Regions from separate parts of the Homo sapiens genome. Here all the other regions are linked to region 1. A link is a loop called in an ENCODE intact Hi-C map of the cell type or tissue named here. Cell type or tissue: endothelial cell of umbilical vein. All regions are shown on one strand. Each heading gives the region's core, and the rest is flanking DNA. Links, peaks and the distances in the headings are about the cores only. Region 1 has its middle 42 kb from the start of BNIP3. Region 2 overlaps PPP2R2D (protein phosphatase 2 regulatory subunit Bdelta). Region 3 overlaps BNIP3 (BCL2 interacting protein 3).

Region 1 (10,440 bases), core at 2,271-7,270:
GGGGTCTCATCATGTCGCCCGGAGTGATCTTGAACTCCTGGCCTCAACCAATCCTCTCTCTTCAGCCTGGCTCTGGCCTGGGCGCTGGCTCTCTGTGAGGCTGTGGCTGGACCAGGTGCACTGCAAGCAGCTTCCAAGGCTGCCACTGGGAAATGCAGTGGTGCTGGAAGCTTGGAGACTCCAGGAACCACAGGGCCCCAAAGAGGGAGTTACAGCCCTGGCTCAGGGAGCTTCGAGGACTGGGCTCCCTGAAGGGCCACAGCTCTTTTCTCCTTCTCTTCACCTGCAACATGGAGAGCAAGGGGTGTGTTTCAGCCCTGTTTGTGTTACTACTCTTTCAGCTCTGCCATTCAGCAGGTCTTGAGTTCTTGTCCTGTGTCCAGGAAGAATGAGGTATGTGAACAAATGGAGGGTGAGCAAGGTGAAGAGGAGCTTCATTTAGTGACAGAATAGCTCACAGGAGGCCCTGGAGTGAGTAGCTCCTCTCTGTAACTGCTCATCCCAACGTCTGCTCAGCTCTGGCTAAGCCCAGGCTTTTATGGGCCTCAGAGGGGAGGAAGTGCGTACCAATTGGTCCATGGGCGGCCATGGGCAGGCCTGGAAAAGGCACCACAAGTCCCCTCTCTGGTCTGCAGGATTGGCAGCCCTGCCCCTAGCCTTCAGGCCCTCCCTGGCCTAAAGGTGGGCTCTCACCAGGGACCCACCCCCTTCCATCCGGGAGCCTGTCTGCCTCCTGCTGCTGTTCATAGTGTCCAGGCTGTAGGTGCCAAGGGCTGCCTGCAGGCCAGCACAGACCTGCCCTCAGACCCCATCGGCTTCCCTCCCAAGCTCGTCAATGCCCAAAGTCTGGAGGGGGCCAGGCAGCAGGGGGTTGGCATGTCAGCAGTGCTCCACGTGCATGCACACCCAACCGGGCTGTGACAGCACCCGGGCTTGGCCCCAATTTTGCTCTGAGATTGGAGTGAACACTGAAAGCAGGGAGAAGCCAGGCAGTGGGAGCAGGCACTTCTGAGCCTGTGAGGGCAGGGGGATGCCTTCCTGGGCCCCCAAGAGTGCAGGGATGCCTGGGTCCACAGCCACAGTTTGGGCGGCTGCAACTGCGCCTGGAGGGTGGGGGCCGCAGGGCTCCTGCCTTCTCCATGGAGTAGGAGGCCCAGGTCTACAACTGTGACTTGGGTGGCTGCAGCTGAGCCTGGGAGGGCGGGGCTCCTGCCTGCTCCAGTCCCCCTAAGAACACAGGGAGGCCCAGGTCTGCAGCCATGACTTGGGCAGCTGCAGCTGTGCCTGATGGGGGTGGGCAGGGCTCTTGTCTGCTCCTTGTAGTGGCAGGCTCCGGTCTGCAGCCACAACTTGGCTGGCTGTGGCTGCACCTACAGAGCTCCTGCTCAGAAGGGGCAGGGATCAACTCAGAAGGGGCAGGGATCCCACTTGTCCCTGGCTCCCGCCGGCTCTGTGGAGTGTGCAGCCCATATGCAGCCCCAGCCACACCTCCCCACTGTACCCAGCATGATGGCAGCCACCGCTCCAGATGGGCCGCCTCTGCCATCATCGCTATCATCCAGAGTCCACGTTAGGGTCCACTCTTGGTGTTGGACATTCTATGGGTTTCGACGGATGTGTAATGACATGTATCCCCCACGACAGTAACACGCAGAGCACTTTCACTGCCCCAAGTCCTCTATCCTCTGCCTGTTCCTCCCTCCCTCCCTCCCCTGTCCCCTGGCAACCACTCATCTTTTTACTGTCTCCATAGTTTTGCCTCTTCTGGAATGTCAAAGAGTTGGGATCATACAGTGTGTAGCCTTTTAGATTGACTTCTTTCACAGAGTAATGTACATTTAAGGGTCCTTCATGTCTTTTCCTGGCTTGATAGCTCATTTCTTTCTAACCCTGAACCACACTTGATGGGATGAATCACAACTGATGGTTCCACTCACCTGCTGAAGGACATCCCAGCAGCTTCCAAGTTTTGGTGAGTATGAACAAAGTTGCTGTAAACATCCACGCGCAGGTTTTGTGTGGACACGTTTCCAGTTCCTCTGGGTAAAAACCCAGGAGCTCAACCTCCACCTGTGTCTCTTAGGCAGCCCTCTTCTGCCGAGCTCTTCTCTTAGGCAGCCCTCTTCTGCCGAGCTCTTCCTGCTCTTCTCGTCTCCAAGCCTGGCCCCAGTGCCCTGGCTCTTCTCTCTGCCTCCTGAGTCCTCCCAAGCCTGGCCCAGACCTCGGGCTCACACTCTCCTCCAGATGCTGCAGCGGTCATTGCCTAGAGACTCACTGAGCACCTGCTCCCTTGTTACCACTGATCTGCCGGGTGTGCGCGTTCTCTAAGGGACTCGTGTCTTCACAGGACAGACTTCATCGTGCTCCCCTGAGGCTTCTCTCAGGGCTCAGCAGCTTTGGGGGCCAACTTGATGGGTAGTTTAGTTGATGGTTGCTGTGAGATCTCAGTTCTTGTCTTCTTAGTTTAAGGGAGTTTAAGCAAGAGACACACAGCAAAGGAGGCGGCATGTATAGTGATTTAGTGCAAAAGAAAAATAATATGAGAAAAGTTTGGTGCAGAATGGGCAGTACACTCTGAAAGAGAGGATTCGGGGTCGGCTGCTCATGAGGATGAGACGGCAAAGACTGGAAGGAGGGAGATTCCCTCTATGGGAGTCTTCCATGATTACGCATGAGGAGGTGCGAGAGGCGTTGCTGGGAAGCTTGTTCCGGGTGCTCCTCCAGGTGCGCACGCGCAGTACCCGTCCACGCTTGTTCATACGTCGCCTGTCTCACTAGCGTCTTCAACGCCAGGGTCGGTGTGAGGACAGGTAAGCTCACAGTGCGCGTGCTCTCCAGAGGGGAAGGTCCCTACTGAAGATAGCTGTGCTCAAATGAGCTCCATTACACTGCCAATGCTGAGGCTTGCTGTGTCGACCGTACGGTCACCATGGTCGCCATGCCCCGAGGACCTGGTCACTTCCTTGACTACCTGTCCTGCCTCGGGTTTGATGCCCACATTTACAGGGCACTTTGAGATGCTGCTGCTGCCAGAAATGAACATGTCATTAAGGTGTCACACTTGGCCCTCCTCAATCTATCCCATTGGGCCTCCTCTCTCTGATGGATGCCATGGCAGTGCTGTGGGCACAGGCTGCACGGCTGCTGTGTGGTGTGGGTCCAGGTGCGGGAGAGGCAGGCATTGCAGAGAGACGCCCAGGTGCACAGGGGCGGCTGCAGGAGAGCTTGAGGCTCGGGGCCTGGGAGGGCTGGGAGGAGAGATGTCTCCACACAGCACGTGTGAGCCTAGCACGTGCTCATCACCGGGGAGAGGGTGGGGTGGGTGGAAGAGGTGTTGGTGGAGGGGGATCCAGAACAAAGGGCAGTGTGTCTGGCACTATGACAGTGAGTGCCGGGCGCTGGCCTTGGTGGGAACAGGCTGGCCAACCCACGTGGCACTCCTTGCCTGCTCCCCGTCCCCTGTGGGTCCCTTTGGTCGCTCAGGACCCCACACCTGCCCTCTCCAACCCACACTCATCAGGCGCTCAGACCTGCAGCTTCCTAACCTGCTGCATGTGGCCTGGTCAGCGAGTTCAAATGACCAATTCCCAGGTCCCAGCCCAGACCTCAGGATTACTGGGGAGGGGGCCGGACTCTGCATTTTAAACAAGGTTTCGATGACTCTGGAAGCCGCACTGTGAACCAAGTCACTCCACTCTTGCTGGAACCAGTCTGTCGGCATCTGATGCCCTCCTGCCCACCACTCTGCTTTCCATTTTAGCGTCGAAAGTGGCTTCCAGCAGAGGACACTTGGGAGGGACACAGCCACACCCAGGACCCAAGGCCCGGGTGAGATCCGGAGGCTGTAGGAACGCTAAGGGGCGGTGCTGGTGGTCCAAGGACGTCCCCCGCAGAGTGGACCAGGAAGAACGTGTCAGAGGATCTCTGCGCCGCAGCATCTGGGTTGCATCCTGTGAGAGACGCCGCGGGAGCCCAGCAGCACGGCGTTTTCTGAGTGTGGCCCCATGGGCAGCAGCAGTGAGGCCTGCAGGGCGTGAGGGCCTCCCCTGCTGCTCCCCTGCCCTGTCACTCACCACATCCCGCATGTGGGGCCTCCCTGCTGGTGATGAAACCTACCACACTTGGGCCACTGGTCATGATTCCTGCAATAACCAGCTCCCTGATAATTAAGATCTGTTGGCCAGGCGCGGTGACTTACACCTGTGATCCCAGCACTTTGGGAGGCCGAGGTGGGTGGGTCACGAGGTCAGGAGTTCAAGACTAGCCTGGCCAACATGGTGAAACCCTGTCTCTACTAAAAATACAAAAAATTAGCTGGGCATGGTGGCAGGGACCTGTAATCCCAGCTACTCGGGAGGCTGAGGCAGGAGAATCCCTTGAACCCGGGAGGCGGACGTTGCAGTGAGCCAAGATCAAGCCACTGCACTCCAGCCTGGGCAACAGTTCGAGATTCCACCTCAAAAAAATGAACTGTCTGCCAGTCATGGTGGTGCATACCTGTGATCCCAGCACTTTGGGAGGCCGTGGCTGGAGGACCGGAGCTTAGGGGTTCAAGACCAGCCTGGGCAACATATGGAGACCCTGTCTCTAAAAAGAAATTGTCGTATCGAACAAAGTTCCTTAATATCTGGAATATGCTGACGCCTTTCTTCCTGGATCTATTCCTGAGAAGGTGGTCACTGAGCTTCCTCTTCCGAGACAGCCTGGCGCTCTGGACGCTTGGCTTCCGCTCGCTGGCTCGCCGACGCCCTCTGCTGTCCACGGTTGGGAGACCTGAAAGTCGCAAGAGCGTGCCCGTGACAGGAGGCTGTGCGCAAGAAGACGTTTACAGCCGTTTTATTTGTAATAGCCCCAAACTGGAAAGCAGACGGGTGTCCTTCAACAGGAGAATAGATACATACACCGTGGCAAATTTGTACAAGAGAACAATCTCCAGCAATAAATAAGAGCACGCCACTGATGCGCGTGGCAATTTGGAAACCTTCCACAGAACAGCACACGGATTGCATGGATGCGAAGCTCCCCTCAACTAATCTATGGGGAAAATCATCAGAAAAAATGGGTGCCTCTGGGAGAGTAAGGGCAGGGACTAGCCAGAAGGGGCAGCAGGGCCAGGTGGAGACTCACTCGCCTCTGTGGATACTCTGGTCATGCGGCTTGGGGAGTGCGTGTCCCTTGAAGAGCCTGATCCAGAAACAGTGCCGTGTTTTCTGAAACTGAATGCAACGAAGTGCGGCTTCATCCACTGAGTCACTGCCCATCCCCTCAAGGATCCCCAAGGAGGCGACGCTGAGTCCGGAACGCAGGAGGGAGACCGTTCTTCTTCCCGTGAGGAACATGCTCCAGGGTCCGGAGTCTACGGAAAAATAGGAGGGTTTGAGAAAGTGAAACCCGTTCATTTTCTGTGGAGCAGAATCAGCAAATGCTGTCTCGGGGGGCCCTGTGGGCCTTGGGAAGCATTTTGGACTAAACCAGAGGATAATGAGACACCACTGGAGGTTTACCAGCAGAGGCGGTGCCATGGGGTTTGCGTCTCTAGAAGATTCTATGGGGGATCACCAGCACGCCCAGCTAATTTTTGTATTTTTAGTACGTTGGCCAGGCTGGTCTTGAACTCCTGACCTTCTGATCCACCCGCCTCGGCCTCCCAAAGTGCTGGGATTACAGGCGTGAGCCACCATGCCTGGTCCAAGTTTTGTATTTTTAGTAGAGACAGGGTTTCACCATGTTGGCCAGGCTGGTCTCGAACTCCTGATCTCATGATCCGCACACCTCAGCCTCCCAAGTGCTGGGATTACAGGCATGAGCCACCGCACCCAGCCCATTTCTTTTACCAGTACATCAAAGACTCAACTGTTACCTCTTCAGATATTGCTTCTGGCTATTTCCTGTCTGATCTCTTCTGGAACACTAATTGAACATATATTAAACTTTTTTTTTTTTTTACTCTGTTCTCCATCTCTCTTAACCTCTCTTTCTGATTTTTAATTTTTTGTATCTCTGGGTTGCTTCTGGGTTCTTCTACCTGTTTTATGGTTCACTAATTCTTTCTTTGGCTGTGGCTAATTTGTTGTTAAACCTGGTTTTTAATTTTGATTATTATATTTTTTCATTTCCAGAAATTCTATTGAGTTGCTTTTCAAATATGCTAGTCTATTTTATACAGTTCCTGTCTTTCCCCAGAAAATTTCGTCTTGCTTTTCATGTCTCTAATCATAGTGTGCATAGTTTTAATATCTTTGTCTGGTAGTTTGAATATCTGAAGTCTTTCTAGGTCTGTCTGTCTTTTCCTTCCCACCCACCCCCTCCTATTTCTTCTCCTGTTTTTCTTCTTATCTGATTCACTCCCATAATACCTTATTTTCTGTGTCATGATTGTTTTCAGCTGTCCTTGAAAAATTGCTTGTAGGTGTCCTGTGAGCCCTGCACGAAGCTGTCCCTCTAAAGAGGCTGGCATTTGCTTCTTCCAGGCGCCCAGGGGCCGTGGTAATCTGGGACCACTTTACATTAATTACATTAAATTACAGGCTTAAAGAGTTCTCGGTCATGGGTGTGATCCAGGTCACCCGTGTGATGCAGCTTTGGACGTGGCTGGCTCATGCCTCTGTCTTCTCTGAAAAGGGTTTTCTCCTGCCCCTGCCCCGCTTGTCTTGCCATCCCTTGATGATGTGGGGTTGGGGGGTGTTACCTCTGATTCACCCTTACCCTCGGGGTGTAGCCTTTGGGGTTCTCAGTTTTATGGAGAGAGGGCTTCCTCCGACACTCCCCACTGGCTTGGCGTTTTACTCTTGTGCCTCTTGCCCTGAAAGACCATTAAGAACTATGCTTAAGTACACTGGGGCAGGTGAATGCCCCCGTAGTAAAAAGAGCTGCCGTCTTCAGCCCACCCATCTTGTTCCTGCTTCGATTTAGATTTTTGGCCTAGTAAGTCCTTGCCGTCTCATCACTTCTCTGATGAGTTTAAGGAGATTTAAAAAATCTTAACAGCATTTTCTTTTGTTCTTTTTTTTTTTTTTTTGAGACAATGTCTCACTCTGTTGTTGCCCAGGCTGGAGTGCAATGGCGCGATCTTGGTTCACTGCAACCTCTGTCTCCCGGGTTCAAGCGATTCTCCTGCCTCAGCCTCCCGAGTAGCTGGGATTACAGGCACCCGCCACCACGCCCAGCTAATATTTGTATTTTTAATAGAGTCAGGGTTTTGCTGTGTTGGCCAGGCTGGTCCTGAACTCCCGACCTCAGGTGATCTGCCCGCCTCGGCCTCCCAAAGTGCTGGGATTACAGGCATGAGCCACCACGCCCAGCCCTTAGCATCATTTTCATCGTTCTATGAAAGGGTTCGTTCAAATAATCTAATAAAAATATAAGACAAATGTTTATTTTTATAACGATCCCAGCGGATATTCACATCATGACCGTGGGTCTTTGCTGAGGTCTAGGCATCTTCGGTTACCAAGCAAACCTCCCCTCCCAACCTAACGTGAACACCTGGGGTGTGTGGACCACATTTCACAAAACACTCCTCTATATAACCCAGAATATTTGGAGTTTTAGAGGGTGGTCTTAGAGAGAGGTGAGAAGGAAGTGAGGTGGGAGGGAGCAGGAAGGGGGATGCATGCACAGTGGGGTAGAGGCCAACGGCCTTTCCAGGAGCAAAGATGCCTAAGATTGCCTGTGCGGTTATTATTGTCGGATCCTTAGCAAATCTCTCCTTCCCATGAAAATTTTGTATTTGGGTTGGAAACGATAGAGGAATGAGGTTATCAAAAAAGGATTGTGATATGGAACCAACAACACGACCACACCCTCAGTCACAAGCCCCGTGGTAGAGTGATCATTAGACACACGAGTCTCAGAAACCAAAAAGGCTGAAGCATGCTTTGTGCTTCCACGAGGCATGAATTCAAGGCACCTTTTCCAACATCTTCAGGGGACAGGAAGGCTCCAGGATAGATTTGGATGGCATGACTATTTCCTGCACAGTTTTCCACAGCTCAAGCGCTTTCTCATCTATTACTGTTTTTGTTTTTGTTTTTGTTTTTGTTTTTTTTTTTGATATGGAGTCTCGCTCTGTCACCCAGGCTGGAGTGCAGTGGCACGATCTCGGCTCATTGCAAGCTCCGCCTCCCGGGTTCACGCCATTCTCCTGCCTCAGCCTCCCGAGTAGCTGGGACTACAGGTGCCCACCACTACGCCCGGCTAATTTTTTGTATTTTTTAGTAGAGACGGGGTTTCACTGTGTTAGCCAGGCTGGTCTCGAACTCCTGACCTCATGATCCACCCACCTTGGCCTCCCAAAGTGCTGGGATTACAGGCATGCGCCATCGTGCCTTTTGAGACAGTCTCACTCACTCTTCGCCCAGGCTGGAGTGCAGTGGTGTGATCTCGGCTCACTGCAACTTCCGCCTCCTGGGTTCAAGCGATTCTCCTGCCTCAGCCTCCCCAGTAGCTGGGACTACAGATGCCTGGCTAATTTTTGTATTTTTAGTAGAGATGGGGTTTTGCCATGTTGCCCAGGCTGGTCTCGAACTCCTGACCTCAGGTGATCTGCCCACTTCGGCCTCCCAAAGTGCTGGGGTTACAGAAGTGAGCCACCATGCCTGACCTTTCTTATCTACTACAAATCCTTGTCCCTACAACCACCTCTGGAGGTAGGAAGTGACAGGAATCATTATCCACATTTTACACATGCCGATCATGCTGTAAAAGAGACAGATGGACAGAGACTTTGGGGAGAGCCCCACCGATGACTGCTCTTGTAAATGCTGCACATTTGCACACTACCTGGGAGAATCAGAGGCAAAGACAAAGATGTGAGACAAAGGGGTTGAGGCTGAAGGAAGCCCTCTGTCAGCACCGGCACTGCCCGTCACGTGGCAGCACTGATGCCCTGGCACCTCAGAATTATAAAAAAAGGGTGAAGCACCAATACTAGTGGCAAACATTTCACACAAAGGAAAATAATGCCACAATCACCACCCAAACACAGTAATTTCCAATTATGGACGTCTATTTCCATTTAGCACATGCAGGCAAATATGATGAGAGGGATTTAATGACCACTCTCTTGTCTCTGCTTTTTAAACTCAGTATCTGTTGTGGTCACATGATTGACCCCCAACATTCATTCCACATGGATGAGTCAGCTGAGCTGACCAGGGTTATACTGCCTCTCTCATGAATGATGGCTTAGAAGGGTTTAGATGGTTTAGAAGGAAAGCCTGCTCCAGGGATTCGGAGAAAAGAGGCTGTTCATCCCTTCTTTTGGTCCCTGTCATTACTGAGTGTGATGTGTGGAGCCGCTGCAGCCACCTTGGCACCATGTGGCTAATCAGCCTTAGGCTGAGGATGGGGTAAGAGGGAAAGGAGCCTGTGTCTTTGGTGATGATGATATGGAGATGTTTAATCAGCCAGTCTTGGTGTCTGCCCTATCTCTGGATTTCTCACTATGTGAGGTGATAGATTTGCTTATTCTTTAAGTGTGTTGGAGGGTTTTTTCTTTTCTTCCTTTTTGGTTACTTGCTGCTAAGACATTGAACTGATATAATTTTATGTCACAAGACCTTTTTTCTTTTTCTTTTCTTTCTTTCTTTTTTTCTTTTTGTTTTTTGAGACAGAGTCTCGCTCTGTCACCCAGACTGGAGTGCAGTGGCATGATCTCAGCTCACTGCAACCTCTGCCAGCCAGGGTCAAGTGATTCTCCTGCCTCAGCCCTCCGAGTACCTGGGACTACAGGTGCACGCCACCACGCCTGGCTAATGTTTGTATTTTTAGGAGAGACGGGGTTTCACCATCTTGGCCAGGCTGGTCTTAAACTCCTGACCTCATGATCCACCCGCCTCAGCCTCCCAAAGTGCTGGGATTACAGGTGTGAGCCACCGCGCCCGGCCAAAATCTTGTTTCTGTATAGTCCTCATATCCGTAATTTTACATGCATGGCTTTGAAACAGTTTCACATTTATGGAAGAGCGGCAGCAACAGTGACTGTACCCATGCTGCCCCTCAACCAGCTTCACCCTCTTCCTTCTCTTCTTGCAAAAACACTGCTCTTCCATTGGAGCTTAATTCAAGTCTTTCTGAGCAGACACTCCTAGTCAGATAAGCGGTTTTCTCCTCGGCATTCTTGCAGGATTTCCTGACACTTCTCTTAGGACCTGGTTTTTTTCTACCCGTGGGTTCAGTATAGCAGATCACCCCACTCATTGTCTATTTTGACTTCCTTCTGGCACCTTCCTGGATGTAGAGATTGAAGAGTTAAACGCCAGTGCCTCTGGCAGCTCTAGGCTTCCAGGTGCGATTCAGTTTCCACTAATCAAATGAAACTGAACAAGATCTGGGGTCAGGATTTGGTTAAGTGGGAAGTGAGGTTCTGCTGTGAGAGTCGTCATTTTACTGCTGTGGAGCTAATGGGTGTGGCATATTTCTGGGACCGAAAGTTGTGGT
Region 2 (10,440 bases), core at 1,948-6,947, 75 kb before region 1:
AAACTTGTCCTCTTTCGTTATCTACTATAAGTGTTCTAATTATGTGCTGCTGTGATCTTTGTTTTGAATTCCTATTTCCTTCCATTTTTAGGTCCCAATATTGAAGCCCATGGATCTTATGGTAGAAGCGAGTCCACGGCGAATTTTTGCAAATGCTCACACATATCATATAAATTCCATTTCAGTAAATAGTGATCATGAAACATATCTTTCTGCAGATGACCTGAGAATTAATTTATGGCACTTAGAAATCACAGATAGAAGCTTTAGTATCCTTCCTCAGAGGGACACTGGCGTCTTCCCGAGGGTGCTCTTTAGATAGTAATTTCTCTCGTCCCTTTATACACCTGTATCTCGGAGTCTAGTCTTGTAAATACCATCACTGCACAGCAGCCTGTGATGTAAGTTCTCTGTGATTTGAAATGTTTGTCCCTAAAAATACAAATTTCTTTCTACCTTTGGGAAAAAGTTATCTGTATAATGGGAATTACCTGAAGTCCACTGCCTGCCTGGTTTAATCAGAGGCAGTTTTAAATAGGCTACATTTGAAAAACCAACATTATGTGTTCTTTTTTTTTTTCTAAATTTGCTAATGAATAATAGAAAATACTGGCTTAGGTTAGAGCAGTGTTTAATCACCCATCTGAGCAGCAGCTTCCAGTTAGAACCTGTGTTCTTCTGTGGCTGTGCACAGTCTGGGTGGCCCCAGCCCTCCTCACATGGGCCCCTTTCCAGCCAGCAGCCGGGAGCATGGGGCTTGCTTCGTCTGCAGCCTCTCCAGGGTCCCTGCCGTCCTCCCTCTGCTGTCCAGTGGCTTGAGCTGGGGTTCCATGTCGTATGTTGGTTTTCTTAGTTGTTTCAGCTTGAAGGGTGAAACTGGGACTGCTAGTCTGAATTGGCCCACAGCTGAATTCTGCCCTTTCTTATTTTTTTCAGTTGAAGGATTTCTGTATAGGATTTCTGTTGGATCTGTTCTAGCTACACAGAATAAGCTCTTCATGTCAGGAAGAGCAGCATCTTTTGGAATTTGGCGGCATTCTTGTGTTGTAGTTTTGTGTGGGAGTGTGGGATTTTGCACAGATGGTACTAGCTTGGTTTTCCTATTTATATGATTAAGTATGTACTATCTTGCTATTAAGGGCTTTCTGTATAACATTAATAATAGCAGCAAGATGAAAGCGGTGTTCGCTTGTCTGTGTCTCCCCCTGGGCCGGGGCGTTGCTGTAGTCTGAGTGTGCTCATCCCAATCCCCTTACCAGGCGCTCCTTTGGAATTCGGGATGTGTAACCAGCCTTCTTAATAGCTAATCCCTTAAACCTCACTGCGTGGATTATTTGGCGTCCTATTTCGCGTGACTGAATGTAGACTAATTAACAACCAGCTGAGCTGAGCACTGTGCCTTAACCATGCACTCCCAGACATCGTGGACATCAAGCCTGCTAACATGGAGGAGCTGACCGAAGTCATCACTGCAGCCGAGTTCCACCCGCACCAGTGCAACGTGTTCGTCTACAGCAGTAGCAAAGGGACCATCCGCCTGTGTGACATGCGCTCCTCGGCCCTGTGCGACAGACACTCCAAGTGTAAGTGCGTCTGTTGTTGAGATGGAGTCTGGCTCTGTCACCCAGGCTGCGGTGCAGTGACACAGTCTCGGCTCACGGCAAGCTCCGCCTCCCGGGTTCCAGCAAGTCTTCTGCCTCGGCCTCCCGAGTAGCTGGGACCACAGGCAGGTGCCACCATGCCCAGCTAGTTTTTGTATTTTTAGTACAGACAGGGTTTCACCATGTTGACCAGACTGGTCTGACCTCAGGTGATCCCCCTACCTCGGCCTCCCAAAGTGCTGGGATTACAGGTGTGAGTCACCGCACCTGGTCACGCCTGGCGTCTTTTAAAGCATCTCATTTAGAGCCACTTGTTCTTCAGACACTCCAAAGACTTAGAGAGTTCTTCCTGTTCCCCAAGTGCCTTTGCACAACTGGGGAGCCCTCCTTTGCTGGGGCCGTCCGAGTGTGGCTGTGTCAGAGGCTGCTGCTAATAAGTGGAACTCGAGGTCATGCTTCCCACAGGCTTATGGCTGTAGGGTGAGTGTGCTTTTGGCACCACCGAGAAGCGGGGTCACTTCTGCCCAGAGCCTGGGTGTCTCCTCAGAGGCTGCCAGCACTGAGTCCCGCCAAGAGCCACCCGTTGCCTCTGCCTCTGTGCGTGAGACCTGGGCTGAGGCCGCCAGCACACAGGAGGCCATTCCCAGCTGTTGGAATGAGCTCCTGTTCATGTTGAGCTTGGCTGGATTGGAAGCCACTTCCCTTAGCTGAAAGTCTAGCATTTTAATCCAGTGAGCTTTCAAGCTCCTTTTAGGTGAGGGAGGTTCTGGTTTTGTTTTTATTTTTAGCCATAAAGAATGGGCTTGACTTTATAGAGCACTGTAGTCAGCGTGTCCCAGTGTCCTGAAACATTGCTGACCCTTCCTCCAGTGCCAGCAGGTAGACACACGTCCAGTGACTTCCTCTGATGGGGAAGCCGCCAGTCAATCCCACCAGACTGAGCCGCTGCTCATGTGCAGCGGCGCCCCCAGTGCCTCGGTGGAATGTGCCCATGGACCGTGTGCAGCAGCCTTTTCGCCTGTTCTCTTTCCTGAGGTTGAGTGTGTTTTTAAGAATTCGTATTTCTACTAGAATTCCTGCGATGAGGATGAGTGTTTCGTAGCATTTGGCCTGTATCTTAAGCATAAAATTCTTGAGTAAATAATTTCAGATTCCAGTTCTATTTGTCATCAGAGTGATTTATTTGAGTAAATGCTTGGCGTCGGCACAGCTGGCTTCAAGTTAATTTCAGATGCTAAGCCGACAAACACAGGCTCCTGCATCAAGAAAAAAGAGAAAAAACCTAAAGCAGCTTCAGGTCAAGGAAGCACAAGCCAGGTGCAGTGGTGCTCACCTGTGGTCCCAGCTACCCTGGAGGTTGAGGCGGGAGGATCTTTCTGAAAATAGGAATCCAGTTTTGTCACAGTAGAGCTTGTGTATATTCAGTATTGGAGACAAACCTTGGCTGGCTGGCTTTGACCGGCGGGACCGTCTTGGTGGTTAAAATCAGGACCACAGCGTTGCCAGTCAAGGTGGTCACTCCTGCAGACCCACAAACTGTCGACCCTCCAAAAAGCAGGCAGTTTCTTAGAGGCACAGACCGCTGTGTCTGCATGACCATATAATGCTGTTTGTGTCTTCCTGTGATGTGTATGCGATAGAATTTCACGTGCTCGGGCCTGGTGCCATGAGGACGCGGAGACACTCCTACAGGAATGCGGTGGTGCTGAACCTGGGCACACATCAGGATGCCCCGAGGAGCTCCCACAGATGGCAGTGCCCAGGACCTTGCCTAGAGATTCTCATTCAGGGTCCGGGTGAGACTTGGGCGTCTACGCTTCTCATGCCCATCCCTTGTCCATAGCTGGTGCTAGAATGTCTTATCCGAAGCTCTTGCCCACGGAAGTCACAGAAGATCAGAAAACCTAGAGAATCAGAAAGATCAGAAGACCTAGTGTTGAGGCCAAGCCCTTCCAGAGTCTCTCTGAAGGGGCCACTTCCTACTTGAACTTGAAAATGATTTGTTCTCTGATTTTTAAACAGAAGCTGAAAACATTTTATTTTGTTTTTCAGTTTTTGAAGAGCCTGAAGATCCCAGCAGTAGGTCCTTCTTCTCAGAAATAATTTCATCCATATCCGATGTAAAATTCAGTCATAGTGGGCGGTACATGATGACCAGAGACTACCTGTCGGTGAAGGTGTGGGACCTCAACATGGAGAGCAGGCCGGTGGAGACCCACCAGGTCCACGAGTACCTGCGCAGCAAGCTCTGCTCTCTCTATGAGAACGACTGCATCTTTGACAAGTTTGAGTGTTGCTGGAACGGTTCGGATAGGTAAGGCCTGCGTGGAGATGAGCTGTCGCCCCAAGCTTGCTGGTTTCCGAGAGTGCAAGGTCAGTGAGGGAGGCGAGCTGTCCTCCAGCGTCAGAGGAGGACGCTCATAGGGTGTTGTTTTCCAGACCTTTTGATTGATGGATGATAGTATCAAGGTAGAGAAAATAGGATCTCTGAGCAAGTTTCTCACCTAGCTTGTCATTCCATTTATATTTAGACAAGAAGTATAGCACTAGGTACAGGCCGGCTATGTGTTAAATGCTTAGTGAATGATAGTGTATTACTTTTTATTATGCTGATAATGAGTGAAAAGGAAGGAAGTGGGGAAGTGATTCACCTCACTGGAATGACCGCGTTGCAGTCTGCCTTTCCTTCTGGAGAGAAGTAGATGAAAACACCCCAGAGCCACTGCCTGTCATGCCCAGACACAGCGTGGTCATGGCTGGTCTGAAACACCAATGTAATTTATAATGTGATGGTTCTAGTACCTTGATAATTTATTTTGTATACATTCTTTAAAGATAGCTATGATTAGTGTGGTTGAGAGTTACGTTTTTTTTATTATGCAAAAAGTTACGTTTCAGATGATGGAAGATTGTCTTGCACCATTTTTATATAGAATTTTTGTTCAGAATTCAAGAGAACAGAGGAGTCTATTGGCAATAAGTGATTGACTGGATATTCTGCAAAACCCTCTGGCATAAACACCTAGAAATGCTGGATATGATACAGCAGGTGTCTCTTCAGGTGCATAGTTGAGCTCACAGATAAGCAAGGGAAATCTCACAACGGCCAGAAACTAAGAGGGAGCTGAAACCAGAATGGCAGCCTCTGAAGGCGTCTATTCCGAGAGCAGCCTTGCAGCCCCGGCTGGCCTCAGGAGCATCAGCCCATAGCAGGAACCACTGCCCCTGTGAACAGCAGGTTATGGTGCAAAGCTGAAGCCTTGTCCCACACGAGGTGACTTGCTCATGGTGGCTTTTCCTGTATGTGCTTGGTAATTTTCAAGAGCTGAAGCCTTGGCCCACACGAGGTGTAGAGTTGGAACAGGGACCCCTGAAGATGGTGTCTCCCTCCACTGGCAGATAGGGTCCAAAGGGCAGTTTGTCTGTCTGAGGCCTTGCATGGGGGTGGCCAGCACTGCCCTGAGAAGTGGAAGCAAAACCTCCCCTCACAAGGGTTTGCAGTTTGGGTTTGTGCCAGCTACATCATGATCTGTAAAATCTCACACTGTGGAGCTCCTGCCTCCACGAGGGCTGTGTGCGGGCATCGGGAGGGACCGGCGTGTTTCCAGATCTGGCTTCTACTCTGTTTGCAGACTGACCTGCCAGCCTGTAGCATCTCACGGATGTTGACTGAAGACATGAGGTTCCCGGGTTCTCATGGCACAGCTGGCAGCATGAGCCTCTCGTTGGCCTGGGTTCCCCACGGGTGGACACTTGAGGCCGTGGCTGATGCACACTGAGCTTGGAGAACCCCACTGCTTTCACAGCGGGCAGTAAACACACCTGCACTTTGACTAGAAGAGACATGACCTCATTCCTCAAGGCCGCTTGCTGGAAGCACAGCCCTGAGAAGTGGCCCAGGTGGAGAGAATGGCATTGGCAAACTCCGTGAGAACACGCATGCTGGGTAGCTGCTGCCAGCACACCCAGGTCTCTCTGGATTTCGTCACATTAAAATCATCTAAACATGAGCTCACAGGTGAAAATTACCAAGCACATACAGGAAAAGCCACCGTGAGCAAGTCAGCAGAACCACAGCAGAACTGAACCTCCGAGAAGGCAGCTGTTGAGATCCTAAGTTAAAGAAGATAAACTAAGAATGCTTGAGATATTCACAGACTAGAGGAAGGAAACAGCCTGAACCAGGAGCCACATGACCGCTAAACGTGACCTGGAGACTGGAAAGGAATCAGAGGGAACATCTAGAAATGACAAGTATGATACATGACCGCCAAACATGACGTGGAGACTGGAAAGGAGTCAGAGAACATCTAGAAATGACAAGTATGATACATGACCGCCAAACATGACGTGGAGACTGGAAAGGAGTCAGAGAACATCTAGAAATGACAAGTATGATACATGACCGCCAAACATGACGTGGAGACTGGAAAGGAGTCAGAGAACATCTAGAAATGACAAGTATGATACATGACCGCCAAACATGACGTGGAGACTGGAAAGGAGTCAGAGAACATCTAGAAATGACAAGTATGATACATGACCGCCAAACATGACGTGGAGACTGGAAAGGAGTCAGAGAACATCTAGAAATGACAAGTATGACAGATGAAACTGTGTGGGTTTAGCAGCAGGTCCATTTTGGCTAAACAGATCTTGTATTAGTGGATGGAAAGGAAAACCAGAAGAAATGCGGGCTAAAGAGCCAAACAGAAAACAAGAGACACTAGGAACCGTGGAGGCCAGGGTGAGGCACAGCACACGTTTAAACAAAGTTTGGGGGTGTGAGGCTTAAAGTGACAGTGGCCAGCAATTTTCTCTAAATTATGAAAGCCTGAATACACAGGATCGGGAGCACAGCATCCATCCATCTCATAATGAAATTGCAGGACACCAAACGCAAAGAGAATATCTTAAATGCACCCAAGGAAAAAACGCAAATTACCTCTGAGAGCGGACACCGAGACTGAGACTCGGCTTTGCCACGGCCACAGTGGGAGCCAGAAGCCGTGTGACAGATCCAGCAAGTGTGACTCCTTACTCTCCACCGCCAGCTTAGAATCAAGCCTTGAAGTAGATGCTCGTTCAAGAATCTGCTTGTGATAAAGGCATTTTCAAATGGGAAACAATGTATCACAACAGGAAACTCAGTAGAGCGAGCTGTAAAGGGAGCCTGGCCCTGCAGAAAGGGGCTGAGACAGATAGGCAGAGGAACGCAGCCTGCAGGGAAGAGCAGTGCAAACTCTGAAGCTCTGCCACCTGGACGGCCTTAGTTATCTGTGTTTGGGGGAGAAAAATTAGAGCCCTCACCAGCCCCACACAATAAATAAATAAGCTCTGAGTGTTTCTAAGCCTAAGACATCTTTGTGAGCTCTGGAAACAAGGGCTTCTTTAAGAAGGCCCCAAAAGCCCAAGGAAAACATTAAGAAATTCAACTACATTAAATTTTAAACTTCTTTATATTGAAATTAAAAGTGAAAACAAAATCCACAAAAGGATAACGAACAGAGATTAAGTATCCAGAATAGGTGCAGAATTAGTTGTCAACAAGAAGGTGGCAAACAACTCAGAAAAGAGCAAAAACCATGAATGGGGTTTCGCAGAAATGGAAAAATAAATAGAAATGCTCATCCTTCTTAGTGATCAGCAAGTAAAGCCAGAGGGACGTCCTTTCATGCCCATCAGAATGATGATGGTTTGGGGGAGAGGGTGGAGACCAGTGGTCTTACCCAGTACCCTTCTTGTGACCTCCTTGGTGACATTCAGTCGGGTTGGGAGCTTCTTGCATGTTCAGACAAGAAAACGTGCTCAGATACCTGAAATAGCAAACAACTGGAGACAGCCCACAGGTGCATCATTAGAGGAATGGACAGGTAAGTTGTTCTCTATCATAACATATACTGAAAAGCAGTGAGAATCAATTATTAGAACTACATGGATCACCTAGGTGGATCTCACAAAGATAATCCACAAAGAAAATTCAGGAGGAATGCGTACGGTGCAATGACATACAACATGTTTAAGACATACAAGACGGTTTTGTTTTAAGAATCTGTAACTATTGGCCAGGCGCAGTGGCTCACACCTGTAATCCCAGCACTTTGGGAGGCTGAGGAGGGCGGATCACGAGGTCAGGAGTTCGAGAGCAGCCTGACCAACATAGTGAAACCCCATCTCTACTAGAAATACAAAAATTAGCCGGACATGGTGGTGCATGCCTTTAATCCCACCACTCAGGAGGCTGAGGCAGGAGAATCGCTTGAACCTTGGAGGTGGAGGTTGCAGTAAGCTGAGATTGTGCCACTGCACTCCAGCCTGGGCGATAGAGTGAGACTCTGTCTCAAAAAAAAACAAAAAAAATCTGTATACAAAATATAAATGTGTGTGGGGATGACACATATGTACTCTAGCAAGTGAGGACCCCAACTGGGGATGGGATAGGAGACCATCTTTCTTTCCAGAGTGGCAACACAGTGCAGGGGGGTCCCTGTCTTAGCAGTGACTTGCTGGTGTGCAGAGGGGTCACTCTCTTAGCAGTGACTTGCGGGTGTGCAGGGGGTTCACCACCTTACCAGTGACTTGCAGGGGGTCCCTGTCTTAACAGTGACTTGCGGGTGTGCAGGGGGGTTCGCTGTCTTAGCAGTGACTTGCGGGTGTGCGGGGGGGTTCACTGTCTTAGCAGTGACTTGCGGGTGTGCAGGGGGTTTCACTGTCTTAGCAGTGACTTGCGGGTGTGCGGGGGGGTTCACTGTCTTAGCAGTGACTTGGGGGGTCCCTGTCTTAGCAGTGACTTGCGGGTGTGCGGGGGTTCACTGTCTTAGTGACTTGCGGGTGTGCGGGGGGTTCACTGTCTTAGTGATTTGCATGTGTGGGGGGGGTTCACTGTCTTAGTGACTTGCGGGTGTGCGGGGGTTCACTGTCTTAGTGACTTGCGGGTGTGCGGGGGTTCACTGTCTTAGCAGTGACTTGTGGGTGTGCGGGGGTTCACTGTCTTAGTGACTTGGTGTGCGGGGGGGTTCACTGTCTTAGTGACTTGTGGGTGTGCGGGTGGTTCACTGTCTTAGTGACTTGCGGGTGTGCGGGGGGTTCACTAGTGACTTGCGGGTGTGCGGGGGGTTCACTGTCTTAGTGACTTGCGGGTGTGCGGGGGGTTCACTGTCTTAGTGACTTGCGGGTGTGCGGGGGGGTTCACTTAGTGACTTTCGGGTGTGTGGGGGTTCACTGTCTTAGTGACTTGCGGGTGTGCGGGGTTCACTGTCTTAGTGACTTGCGGGTGTGCGGGGGGTTCACTGTCTTAGTGACTTGCGGGTGTGCAGGGGGTTCACTTAGCAGTGACTTGCGGGTGTGTGTGTGGGGTTCACTGTCTTAGCAGTGACTTGCGGGGGGGGTCCCTGTCTTATCAGTGACTTGCGGGTGTGTGTGGGGGGTTCACTGTCTTAGCAGTGACTTGCGGGGGGGGTCCCTGTCTTATCAGTGACTTGCGAGTGTGCGGGGGTTCACTGTCTTAGTGACTTGCGGGTGTGCAGGGGGTTCACTGTCTTAGTGACTTGCGGGTGTGCAGGGGGTTTCACTGTCTTAGCAGTGACTTGCGGGTGTGTGTGGGAGGTTCACTGTCTTAGCAGTGACTTGCGGGGGTTCCCTGTCTTAGCAGTGACTTGCAGGTTTGCGGGGGTTCACTGTCTTAGTGACTTGCGGGTGTGCGGGGGGTTTCACTGTCTTAGCAGTGACTTGCGGTTGTGTGTGGGGGGGTTCACTGTCTTAGCAGTGACTTGCGGGGGGGTCCCTGTCTTAGCAGTGACTTGCAGGTATGCGGGGGTTCACTGTCTTAGTGACTTGCAGGTGTGCGGGGGTTCACTGTCTTAGTGACTTCCAGTTGTGCGGGGGGTTCACTTAGCAGTGACTTGCAGGTGTGTGGGGGGTTCACTGTCTTAGCAGTGACTTGCGGGGGGTCCCTGTCTTAGCAGTGACTTGCAGGTGTGCGGGGGTTCACTGTCTTAGTGACTTGTGGGTGTGCGGGGGGTTCACTTAGTGACTTGCAGGTGTGCAGGGGGTTTCACTGTCTTAGCAGTGACTTGTGGTTGTGTGTGTGGGGGTCACTGTCTTAGCAGTGACTTGCGGGTATGCGGGGGTTCATTGTCTTAGTGACTTGCGGGTGTGCAGGGGTTCACTGTCTTAGTGACTTCCAAGTGTGCGGGGGGTTCACTGTCTTAGCAGTGACTTGCGGGTGTGTGGGGGGGTCACTGTCTTAGTGACTTGCTGGTGTGCGGGGGTTCACTGTCTTAGTGACTTGCGAGTGTGCGGGGGGTTCACTGTCTTAGCAGTGACTTGCGGGTACATGGATAGTCACTGTATTTTTTATTCCTCTTGATATATTTCAAATATTGCAAAATACCCTTAGATTACATATCCCCAAGAACATCTAAAAGCGTTCCCAGTAACATTTGCTTAGTCCATTCACTCTCAAAAACACGCCAGTCTTCCTACCTGGAAACTTCTGTTGAGGGATGCGATGAAGGGGAGTGAGGCGTTTCAGTGCTGCCTCAGCCCAATCCTGATTCTCCGTGTGGCAGCGCCTTCTTGTGTTCTAGGTCGCCCCACAGAACCAGTTATGTGCTTACGCCTGTGTCTCTGTCTGTGCTGTTCCCTTCCTGGGCCAGCACCAGGCTGCTGGGCAGCGCCCTTGTTTGCAGTGTGGAAACACCCACTCTGGGGCTGGCACTATCTGTCGAGAATTTAAAAGTGATCATAAATCTGTATGAAAGCTGATGTGCTTTTCGTTATTACCATGCACCAGCAATTCCAGTCAGTGTCGGCCATACATCATCTGTCGTCTGTGTTC
Region 3 (10,440 bases), core at 408-5,407, 50 kb before region 1:
CAGGACAAAGAGGTCAGACCTAAGAAGCCCTGCTTTGACTCCGTTTATATTCAGTGAGCAACAGGCAGACTCGTCAGGCCAGACAGCAGCACCACAGGGCGCCTGTGCTGGGGCCTTTGGGGGCTGCAGGCTGGTGGTTTCTGGACCTGAACAGTGACTACGTGGGTGTTTGTGAAAATGCACCAAGCTGTAACTGATGATCTGGACTTCAGGAAACAGGTTACGAATAAATCACTGCAACCCAGAATCGCCCCACGACATGCCATGACAGGAGTCACACAGTCACATCACCTACCCCAATCCGATGGCCAGCAAATGAGAGAGCAGCAGAGATGGAAGGAAAACTTTCAGAAATTCTGCAGAGAATATGCCCCCTTTCTTCATGACGCTCGTGTTCCTCATGCTGAGGGTGGCCGTGCGCTTCGGGTGTTTAAAGAGGAACTCCCTGAGGCGGGAAGAAACGTGTCAGCTGATGTGTCCTCTGTCAAGGGGTGCCCCCGTGACACTGAGAACACACTCACTTGGGGGGAATATTTTCCGGCCGACTTGACCAATCCCATATCCAATCTGAGTTTTTCTTCAAGATGCTTTCAACTTCTTTCCTTCTTTCAATATCATCTTCCTCAGACTAAGATAAAGTCAATGTTAAAGGCAGATCAGTGTACCACACGTGACACGGGAAAGCACCCAGCTCCCACCCGAGCTTCAGATCCGCAGGCTCAATTCAAGAGCCCAGAGGCACATGTCAGTGCCTCGGACCGTGGTCCAAGGGGAGTCCTGGGGCTGGGGGCCTTCCCCGGGCCGCGCCGCACTCCCGGCTCACAGCACGCTCGCCGCCTCCAGGGACAGATCACCTCTGGGGGAGCCCCACTCAGGGCGTAAATACATTTGGTTCACTGTGAGATTCTGGGGGTACTGACAGCGGCAAACACTGTCCTAGGGAAGTCACGTGACATGAGGGCAAAGATGGTGACGGCAGCACTGGTTATAAGAAAAGAAAATGAAAACAGCCGAAAACGGCTCAAAACAGGGACATGACGAAGGAAGGGACACTGTATAGTGAGCAGGTTTACAAGATGCTTCCGGGATAAGCAGGAGGGAAAAGGCAGAAATGTCCACATAACCACAGCTGCGGCCAAATCCTCAGAATTATATAACAGCACGAAACATTAAAGAGGATTTTAAATCTGAGAGTCTAAGTGTTTTTCTCTACTTTTTTGCATTTTCAAAATTCTGTACCTGAACATCTAATTCCTTTTAAAACTAGGGGAAGTTTTGTGTAAAACAGTGAAAACGGCAAGACCCTGTCTCAAAAAAAAAGAAATAAAATTGAAAATACTCAAGAATATAGCTCCCCAAACCCACCAAACATCTGGGTACACCCAAGCTGGGTACAGCCCCAAGTGCCCAGGAGCAGGCCGCACGCCCTGGATGCACCCACACACCCACAGCCAGGGCTCCTGGGGCTCCCGAAATCATGCTGCCCCTCGGAGTGGGGCCAGGGGATGTCCCTGAGAAAGCCTGGGTAACAGGGACTCCTTGTTTCCTTGGTGAAGAAAGCCTTGAGGGAAGCGCTAGCACGGAAGGGTCAGCTACTAACCCTGCCTGGAAGGCCATGCTTCCTCACAGAGCTTCCAAAATACAGAACACAGTCCGTCGTCAAAGTTCTCACCAGCAACGAACACCCAAGAAAACACATCGCGCATCTCATCTGCAGCAAGGTAAGGCACTGCCAGATATAACTGAGCAAGACAGTACTGATCACTGCCTCGAACCCTATCTGTGCCGGAGTAGGAAGGGAGAACGATAGTACACCAAGGCAATAACCCCAGGTACACTTTTTCCTCTAAGACTCACTCCGCTTTCACAACAATGCTGAAGGCCGCTCTGTAAAGCCCATTCAATAGCTGTTAACAGAAAAGTCATCTTAGGCTGGACACAGTATCTCACACCTATAGTCCCAGTATTTTGGGAGGATCACTTGAGCCCTGGAGTTCAAGACCACCCTGGGCAACACAGGGAGACCCCGTCTCTACAAAAAAAACTTTTTTAAAAAAGAAGAAAAAGTGATCTTACACTAAATTATCAGGCTGATCAGCCGCTAATGCTACACTGCTCCGGCACCAGTTAGCTCAGGACTAATGCTAGGAAAGGCACAGGGTGTAATTTCCGGCAGGTAGTGAGTGTCTAATGAGGAAGACACCTCAGAGTCACAGCCACAGTGGCCACATGGCCTTAGATGGCCCCGTGGGTAACTCCTGAGTCCCACACAGCATGCAAATATTAAAACCCACTCACTGTCCAACCAGCAACCACGAGGAAAGACCAGCCAGTAGCTGGCTCACTGCCACCCCTTCCAATGGTCCCTCCCTCCTCTCTAGGCTGCAGCCACCAGGGAGCCCTTCCTCCTTTCCGGTGTATCCCTGATGGCAGGCAGGGAGGGACAGGAGGCCCCCGCTGCCTGTCCCACTCGGCGCCTCCCCCGCTCAGCTGAGTGTCCAGCCCATGTGCTTGTGGATGTTCCCACCCACAGTTTCTTGGTTTTTTTGTTTCGCTTTTTTGTTTTTTTTAAAGCAGGAAACACCCTTAAAGCCCGACTTTTCTCTGAGGTGCTCAATTACATTTAAAACCGTTTCCTGTACAAACAGATCACAAATACTTTTACAACTGCACATTCTCCTTCCAGCTTACCTGTGAGCTGTTTTTCTCTCCAATGCTATGGGTATCTGTTTCAGAAGCTCTGTTGGTATCTTGTGGTGTCTGCGAGCGAGGTGGGCTTGGCGATGTGAATAGAATGGGAAAAACAGAACATCATGTGAACATTCTATCATTAGAAGCTCAAACCCCAAAGGCAGTGAACCGCCTCCGTGATGAGGGGCTCTAGCCAGTCAGCGTACGCGTCTTCCCTTCCACCCAGCACCTGCCAGAGCCAAACTCTTCCTCAGCCCTTTTGGCTGAGCACGACAGGAGTGAGCTAGCCAGTCTTCCAGAGAAGACGCAGGGGCAACTGGCAAGCAGCTGGCTTTGTCACCTGCCGCCTTCACGGTCTGGGTCTGTTGCACAGCTCTCAAGGGCACGCGACCTTTGACCACTGTCGGCCACTCTACCTTGGAGTCACTCAGAAGTACTGCTAACCAGGGACCGCTCCTCCTGCGACCACAGCCCCGCTGAGGCGCGTGAGTGCGTTTCTCAGAGTGGGGTTTGTGGCTGTTCCGCTGCCTACTGATGACTTGAACATGGCTCCCCACAGACTAAGTCCCAGGTCACTGCATCCCCAAAGAGGGCGAGGCTCCTATATAAGGACGGACTGCAGCAGGAGCCAGTCCAGAACGCGGCCCGAGGCGAACAGCAGCCCACTGTCCTAGAGGTGACACGGGCACTTCCAGCTGTGACTGTCACCCACTGAAGACATCGGCACTGTAACACATACACTTGTTGATGCGCGCCTACCTGTCACAGTGAGAGCTCTTGGAGCTACTCCGTCCAGACTCATGCTGTGCGTCCAGCAGTATTTTTTCCATGTCTCCATTATAAATAGAAACCGAGGCTGGAACGCTGCCCCCGTTCCCATTATTGCTGAAGTGCAGTTCTACCCAGGAGCCTGATGGGGACAAAAAAAGGGGCGCAGATGGAATTCTCTACCCACTCTGGAATCTGCTCTTGATATCTAACCAGCCTGCCCTTCCATTTCCAAGAGGTAGCAATGGTGCCACACCAGGAACCATCCCTCAACCCCGACTTGAAGACATCCCTCTGCCCACTCTCATGGCAGTGACTGTCCACGCACACACTCCCTGGGTACAGGAAGGAAGCCCCCTGGGGCTGAGACCATGTATCTGTCCAGCTCTTGCAGTCCCTTTATACCAAGCCAATGTCCAATAACTCTGCTGAGTCAACAGAATCCAATTAGAATACTTCCTTGCAGTGAGCTTTTATAAGAAAAAGGCTATTATTTGGAAAAAGAGGTCTTTAAAAAAAACAACAACAACACTAATGTCAACATAAGCTTAAGGGATTTGAAGTTTTCTTTAAAAGGTTTAAGCTCTATTTTTTGTTTCTTTTCGAGACGGAGTCTCGCTTTGTCACCCAGGCTGGGGTGCAGTGGCACGATGAAGGCTCACTATAATCTCAAACTCCTGGGTTCAGGCCATCCTCTAGCTGACACCTCCGGAATAACTGGAACTACAGGCATGCACCACTACTCCTGGCTATTTTTTTTAGGAGATGGGGTCTCGCTATATTGCCCAGGCTAGTCTCGAACTTCTGGGCCCAAGCAGTCCTCTCACCTCAGCTTCCCAGTGTGCTGGGATTACAGGCGTGAGCCACCATGCCCAGCCTCTATGACTTGCATCGTGTGGCTTACTTTGCATTTATATAATTTCTAACGAGGTTGAAGACGGTTTTACAAGTTTGCTAGCCATCTGGATAGCATCTTTTTTGAACTGGTTCTTCGAATCTCTTATTCTTTTCTATTATCTGTCTTTCTCTTATTTGTGGGCATCCAGCAGTATTTTTTCCATGTCACCATTATAAATAGAAACTGAGGCTGGAACGCTGCTCCCGTTCCCTTACTGCTAAAAGTGCAATTCTGGGATAATTCTGTATTCTAGATATATGTTTTTCTGCATTTAAATATGTTGCAAGTAACTTTCCCTCGGTAGCTTGTTCTTTTCACTTCTGATGTCTTCTGATGTACAGAAGTTCTTGATTTTAATTCAGTCAAATGCAGCAATCCCTTCCTGAGCTGAGATATTCTATTCTATTATTTTCACACAGCTCTACTGTTATGACAGTCACATTTAGATCCAAAATCTACATGGATTAATTTTCCCATTGATGTGAGACGGATGCCCCATTTACTGCAGACAGCTCCCGCCTCACTCTGCGCTGGCTGCTTCCTGTGTCAGAAATCAAGCGTGCATATAGGCACACGTCTATTTCTGGGCCCCAGATAATCTCTCTACTTTGTGTCATAGGTTTATTTATTTAAAGCAAATCTGGTAGGAGCTTCCTCTGGTAGCGTATGGAGGATGGAGTGCAGTGGGAGGAAAGTGCAGGCCACAAAAGACAGGGAAACTTATGGACGAGAACAATGGAATTATCTCATTTTTGCAGTCACTATAATTTTAGTAAGCAGAATAATCACCCTGAGCTGCTGACTGTCCTTAAACCAACACAGCACTAATAACACCATGCAATTAGGGGGAAAGGAGCAGCCTCTTCATCCGTCATGTTCGCTGGAAGCAAAGGCAGGTGCACAGCTTTCCACACACACGAGGCATCTCTCCTGAAAGAGGGCTGGCCTAGGCTCCATACGCCACTTGTTGCAGAGTCTATTTCATATTAACCAGAAAAAAGCAAACCGAAGGCCCAGGAAGGAAAAGTGGATTTGCAACTTATGCCATCAACAGTCTCCCAGTAAGCTGCTAACGAAATGATCACACAAATTTTCAAATGAACGCATGATTGTTCTCTTTGGCCTCTCACGTTGCCTCATGTCCTGGCCTACACGAAGCACATCCCTAATACAAAGGCAAGCCAGGGTCTGTCTCGGAGCCTGGAGCTCAATGGAGGAGAAAGGCCCAGGCCAGTCTGCCCCACACTCTGGCAGAGGCTACATGGTGCCTTCTGAGATGTACAGACCACACCATTCCTGAAGCCGCTCATCTGACCAGACAGTATTGCCAAGTACTCTGATGTTCACTAGCCCTCCTTCCCTCTCTGCGGTTCAAGATGCCATGCGGCCGGCTAGCCATGGCCTGCCCCTGAGAGAACGGCACCACAGCCTCTGTTTTGGCCAGCTGTCTTTCTCCGCTGAATCTACAGTATTCAGATTCTGGGCCTGCTTCAATTTACTTGACTAAAGTGTTGTTCAGCTATCTGACGATATGGAACACAAATGCAACTTGAAGGTGTGGTGTCTCTTCTCTGATGCCACTCTTAACATCAAATGTGGGACACCAAGTCACCACCACCGGGGTGTCCAACGATTCAATTCCATTCTATCTACCTAGACTTAGTGTGGAGCCCACAAGACTGTTCCCACAGATGCAAGCAGAGAATGGGGTGTCCAGGTTACCCGTATTTCTGCCAGTGCCTCTACCTACTCAGGGGATCCCACACACCTGCCTCAGGTTCAGTAATTTACTACAATTCACAGAACTCAGAAAAACTCTTTACTTACATTTATCAGTTTACCAGAAACAATTCCAGGGCAGACAAATGGAAATGACATACAGCCCAGATCCCCACCTACCCCACACGTCCCAACCCTAACCCCAACCACACTCTCTGCAACCAGACTCCCACTTACCCCACATGTCCCAACCCTAACCCCAACCATGCTACCCGCACCTCATGGCTCCCCCATCTCCATCTCCAGTCCCCTCCCCTCCTAGGAGGGGCTGCCCTGGGAATTTCTACCTCAAGTAACTATCCTGGGGCCACCCTTGAGCCACTGTATTAGCAGTGTATTCTGAAGGGGCTCCTTACAACTTACACCAAAAATGGTTAACCAAGGAGCACTTTTGGAGTACACTGCTAATAGGGTGACTTTATGAATAACGCACACACTGGTCAGGTTGTTCTGCCTATGGAGTCACCATCTTTTTACTGTTTTACTTTCTTTAATAAACATGCTTAAGACACTTATTGGCACAGCGGTTCATGCCTGTAATCCCAGCACTTTGGGAGGCCGAGGCGGGCAGATCATCTGAGGTCAGGAGTCAGAGACCAGCCTGACCAACATGGTGAAACCCCGTCTCTACTAAAAATACAAAATTAGCTGGGCGTGGTGGGCGCCTGTAATCCCAGCTACTCGGGAAGCTGAGGCAGAAGAATCCCTTGAACCTGAGAGGGGGAGGTTGCAGTGAGCCGAGATCATGCCACTGCCCCCCAGCCTGGGCAACAATAGCGAAACTCTGTGTCTCAAACAAAAAAAAAAGACACTGCTCAGGAAGCCCCAGGGGTTTAGGTGCTCTGCACCAGGAAGTAGGTAGGGTCAAGACCAAACACATACTGTAATCTATCACACAAGGGGCAGGCTGAAGACAACAGGGAGAGGAAGATGAAGGAGAGACAAGTGTATCTCTGTCATCCTCTGCGCTACTGCAACAGAATCCCACAGACTTAGTGATTTACGAACAGAAACTGATCTCTGTTCTGGAGGCTGGGAAGTCCAAGATCCACGCACCAACATCTGGTGTCGGCTGAGGGCCTTCCTGCCTCATCCCTTCAATGAGGCTACAGAGGGACCCACCTCCCTCCATCCAGCCCCTTAGAGCACTAATCCCATTCACTAGAGAGGAGCCCCTATGGCCGAGCCACCTCTTAAAGGCCCACCTTTTACTACCATCCCACTGGCAACATGGAGGAACACATTCGAACCAAAGCAGTGCTTTTTAAACATCACCCCAGAAAGGACCTAAAAATCCAGGAAACAAGGAAAAAAAACTCACTCCAGATTGTCCATGGCTAATGACTTTGGGCCCAAAAGCTGTATTCCCAGGAATGATTTACTAAGGGACAGGAGTTTTATTATTAACCCACAGCAACCGCGTAGGAAAGGAAGGCACTTCCTGGAGAATGGAGCGTGCTGTGTATCTACTCACGTGTTACAGTTCTCCACTCGGATCGTTCACCTTTTCAAAGAAAGATGGGCTTACAGTAAGGTTGCTTAATAACCTTAGAAAACTTGCTCATAATCACAAGCAGTTTACACTTCAAATCACTGTAGTATAATTAGGCCCCAGACGGAAAGGTGCTGCTGTTGCTGCTGCAAGAAAAGCCCTCCTTCCTAATCTCATTTCGCGTCCCTCTCATGTTCCTCCCCCTCCTCACTCACTTATAATTTACATTGCTAACAAGACACACAGCCAGTAAATCTTACCTCCCTCCTATATCAAGGTAGATGAGATTTTGAAAAGCCTAGACTATAAATATTTATATCACAGTACAAAAAGAAAACTGATAGGTCTGCCTCAGAGACAAAATACAGTCCAACAAGAGTTCTTAATCCATTTCTTATTCTCACTTTGTGTAAAAAAAAAAAAAAAAAATCATCTGACATCCAGCTTTTCTAGGTGCCCAAAGCAGTTCTCCCTCCAGTGACAGACTCCAGGGAATCCCTTCGATTCACTGCCCTCTGTATGTCCCAGGGCAACTCCCTGGGTCCCATTCCTCAACATGGATTCATGGGCCACAGCCACGAGCCCCACGTGGAGTAAACACAGGGCCAAGTTCTCAAGGCCACCCTATGCCCTAACCTGGGGTGACAACCTCAACTCTGGCTATGAAGGGAGAATCACCTGTGGTGTTTTTTCATTGTTCTCCAAAAGCCTAGCCTCAGCCCACTCTGAAAGTGACTATTTGGGATGCTGGGGTGGAATCCAGGCAAATAGATTGAAAAAGCTCTGGGATAAATGTCAGAACAGAGGGAGGCAGCATCCCAGAAAAAAAACCTGAAGCAGAGGAGCTGTGAACCCCCGAGGGAACTAGCACCCCAAAACCATACAAAGGGCTTCTTCCCCAGGGGAGGTGGGCTCTAAGAAATTGCTGTTTTACCTTTAAAGCTTCTCAGGTTAGTGGGGAGAGAACAAAAGAGACCCGCCTGACAAAAGATTTCAAGTATCAAGTCAGCTGGGTAGGTAAATCAGGTCCCTGGCTTCCAACGGGGCTCGTTTCCCTCCACCTTCCTGTTGCCTCCAGGACCTCTGGCCTCCTCTCCTCCAGGACCCTCCAGGGCCTATTGCACGCAGCCTCAGGCATCTGGGCTCCAGGTATCCCACTGCTGCCTCATGCAGAGACCTTGGCTTCTCCTTAAGTGTTGTTGCCAGCCTTATCTTTCACTCCACCTCTAGAACCTCATTGTGACCATCTATGAAATGCAAGTCTTGGACGAGAATCTCGATGTCTGCAACCCCTTCAGGTCTCAAAGCACACAATGCTACAACTCCACTCCAAAATAAGTAGAAAACATCTTTTCCCCTCATACAACTTTGCCCATGGTGAGTTGCCTCTGACAAGAGAGAGAACCATCTGCCAGTTGCAGACACAGCAGTGGGTGAAGAGGTGAGGGCTTGGATTATTAAACACGGCCCTCCAGAGTAAATGGGCATGCACTTTACTGAACTGATGCCCTCCTGGTGAAGACAGTGGGTCCTTCAAGGAAGTGATGCCCCCGCCACCGTGACACGGTCTCGTCACAGAATCCTACCTCTCCTGCATGTTAGCAGTGACATGTCTAGGAGAAAAGGGCCAAGTTCATGGCTACAGTGAGCTATAATGATTGTGCTACTGCACTCCAGCCTGGGGGAGTAAGACTGGGCTTGTAAAAAAAAGGAAAAGGACAAATACGAGCATCCTGCGAGTCAACAACTTTAGCTAGAATGATCAAGAGATAGAAAGGAACAGAATCAGCCCATTTTGCCATTAACTCTTTAGGAAAAGCAGTTGGCCCCAGAGGGTACACTCAGAGGAGAGAGTGCTTGCTGCTTCCATCCGTGGGTCTGGCTGCAAGGCTCCCATTGTTCTCTGTTCCGAGGTCAACAAGGGGCAGTGAAATCGGACAGGCAGAGGTGAGCGCTGCCTGAGCCACCGCTCCGTCCCGGATTTGCAGGCAGCTGGAGCCCGCGGGACCGGCCAACCCCGCCCACGCCGAGCCCACAGTGGCCCCGTCCTGCCGCGCGGACACTCAGGGCGGCCCAAGGAATCGCCTACATGGGATCCACCCCGCGGGTAACTATCTTTTTATAGAATAAACAAAACAGAAAAACAAAAATCTCGTAACTCCGGCGCTGGCCGCCTTGCACTGCCAATGACTCAGCAGCCTGTGTAAGTTACATATTGGAGAGAGGACCGAGCCCCCCGGAGCCCCCTCCACCTCCCAGCGCCCAGATCCCAGCCGGACAGTGAAACGCACAATGTCAGGAGTAACGCGGCTTCACAACCGGAAAATGGGTGATTTTATGGCAAAGAGTTTATAAAAACATCCCTTGGACTTTATTTTATGACAAAAGATAGGAAAACACCTCTTAATCTATTTCAAAATAGTAATTAGCCAATGTTTAAATTTCAAGAGGAAAAATCCGAATTACAGGATTTTAAAGAATATGGTTTTAGGCCAGGCGCGCCTGGTGGCTCAGGCCTATAATCCCAGCACTTTGGGAGGCCGAGGCGGGAGGATCGCTTGAGCCCAGTTCAGACCAGCCTGGGCAACACAGTGAGACCCCGTCTCTTAAAAAAAAAAAAAGGTAAAAAAAAAAAGCTTGTAGTGTTCATATGTATATATATATATTATTCAATATATTACGGTAACTAAGTCCTGCCTAGTAAAATCTTTTTTTTTGTAATAAAATTAGCAACTCACTAAATTTATGTGAATATATGGTTTTAAAAACTCTCAATGAAGATTAAAAGTTCACTGTCAGAGGTTTCAGCAGT

The links. Peaks named below come from ENCODE experiments on the same cell type or tissue, not always from the same donor. Only the 100,000 strongest peaks of a DNase experiment are listed, where the experiment ranks them.
Region 2: it touches region 1 in a loop (5-fold over the local background); 4 of 110 quality-filtered maps call a loop at or near these places.
Region 3: a loop joins it to region 1, with 8 times the contacts of the local background. A loop is called at or near these places in 29 of 110 quality-filtered maps.

The regions. Positions count from the first base shown.
Region 1 is chr10:132,018,493-132,028,932 of GRCh38, forward strand. No RefSeq gene overlaps it. Among named protein-coding and RNA genes, the nearest start is that of BNIP3, 42 kb to the left of the region's middle. RefSeq lists an enhancer at 962-1,633. In endothelial cell of umbilical vein, for the core only: a CTCF peak has its summit at 4,757 (motif pointing left); a DNase peak (open chromatin) is centred at 4,759; H3K27me3 peaks cover 635 bases.
Region 2 is chr10:131,943,877-131,954,316 of GRCh38, forward strand. PPP2R2D (protein phosphatase 2 regulatory subunit Bdelta) reads left to right here. Exons shown (of 9, transcript NM_018461.5): 6 at 92-269; 7 at 1,419-1,583; 8 at 3,654-3,915. Among named protein-coding and RNA genes, the nearest start is that of BNIP3, 33 kb to the right of the region's middle. RefSeq lists enhancers at 1,079-1,908, 4,607-5,108. In endothelial cell of umbilical vein, for the core only: a CTCF peak has its summit at 2,585; DNase peaks (open chromatin) are centred at 2,655 and 4,245; H3K27ac peaks cover 3,935 bases.
Region 3 is chr10:131,970,343-131,980,782 of GRCh38, forward strand. It overlaps BNIP3 (BCL2 interacting protein 3), which reads right to left. Exons shown (of 6, transcript NM_004052.4): 2 at 3,451-3,601; 3 at 2,692-2,776; 4 at 522-628; 5 at 296-445. It also overlaps a transcript of PPP2R2D not described here. Among named protein-coding and RNA genes, the nearest start is that of BNIP3, 6.4 kb to the right of the region's middle. RefSeq lists an enhancer at 1,925-2,795. In endothelial cell of umbilical vein, for the core only: no CTCF peak of the experiment used is centred there; a DNase peak (open chromatin) is centred at 2,349.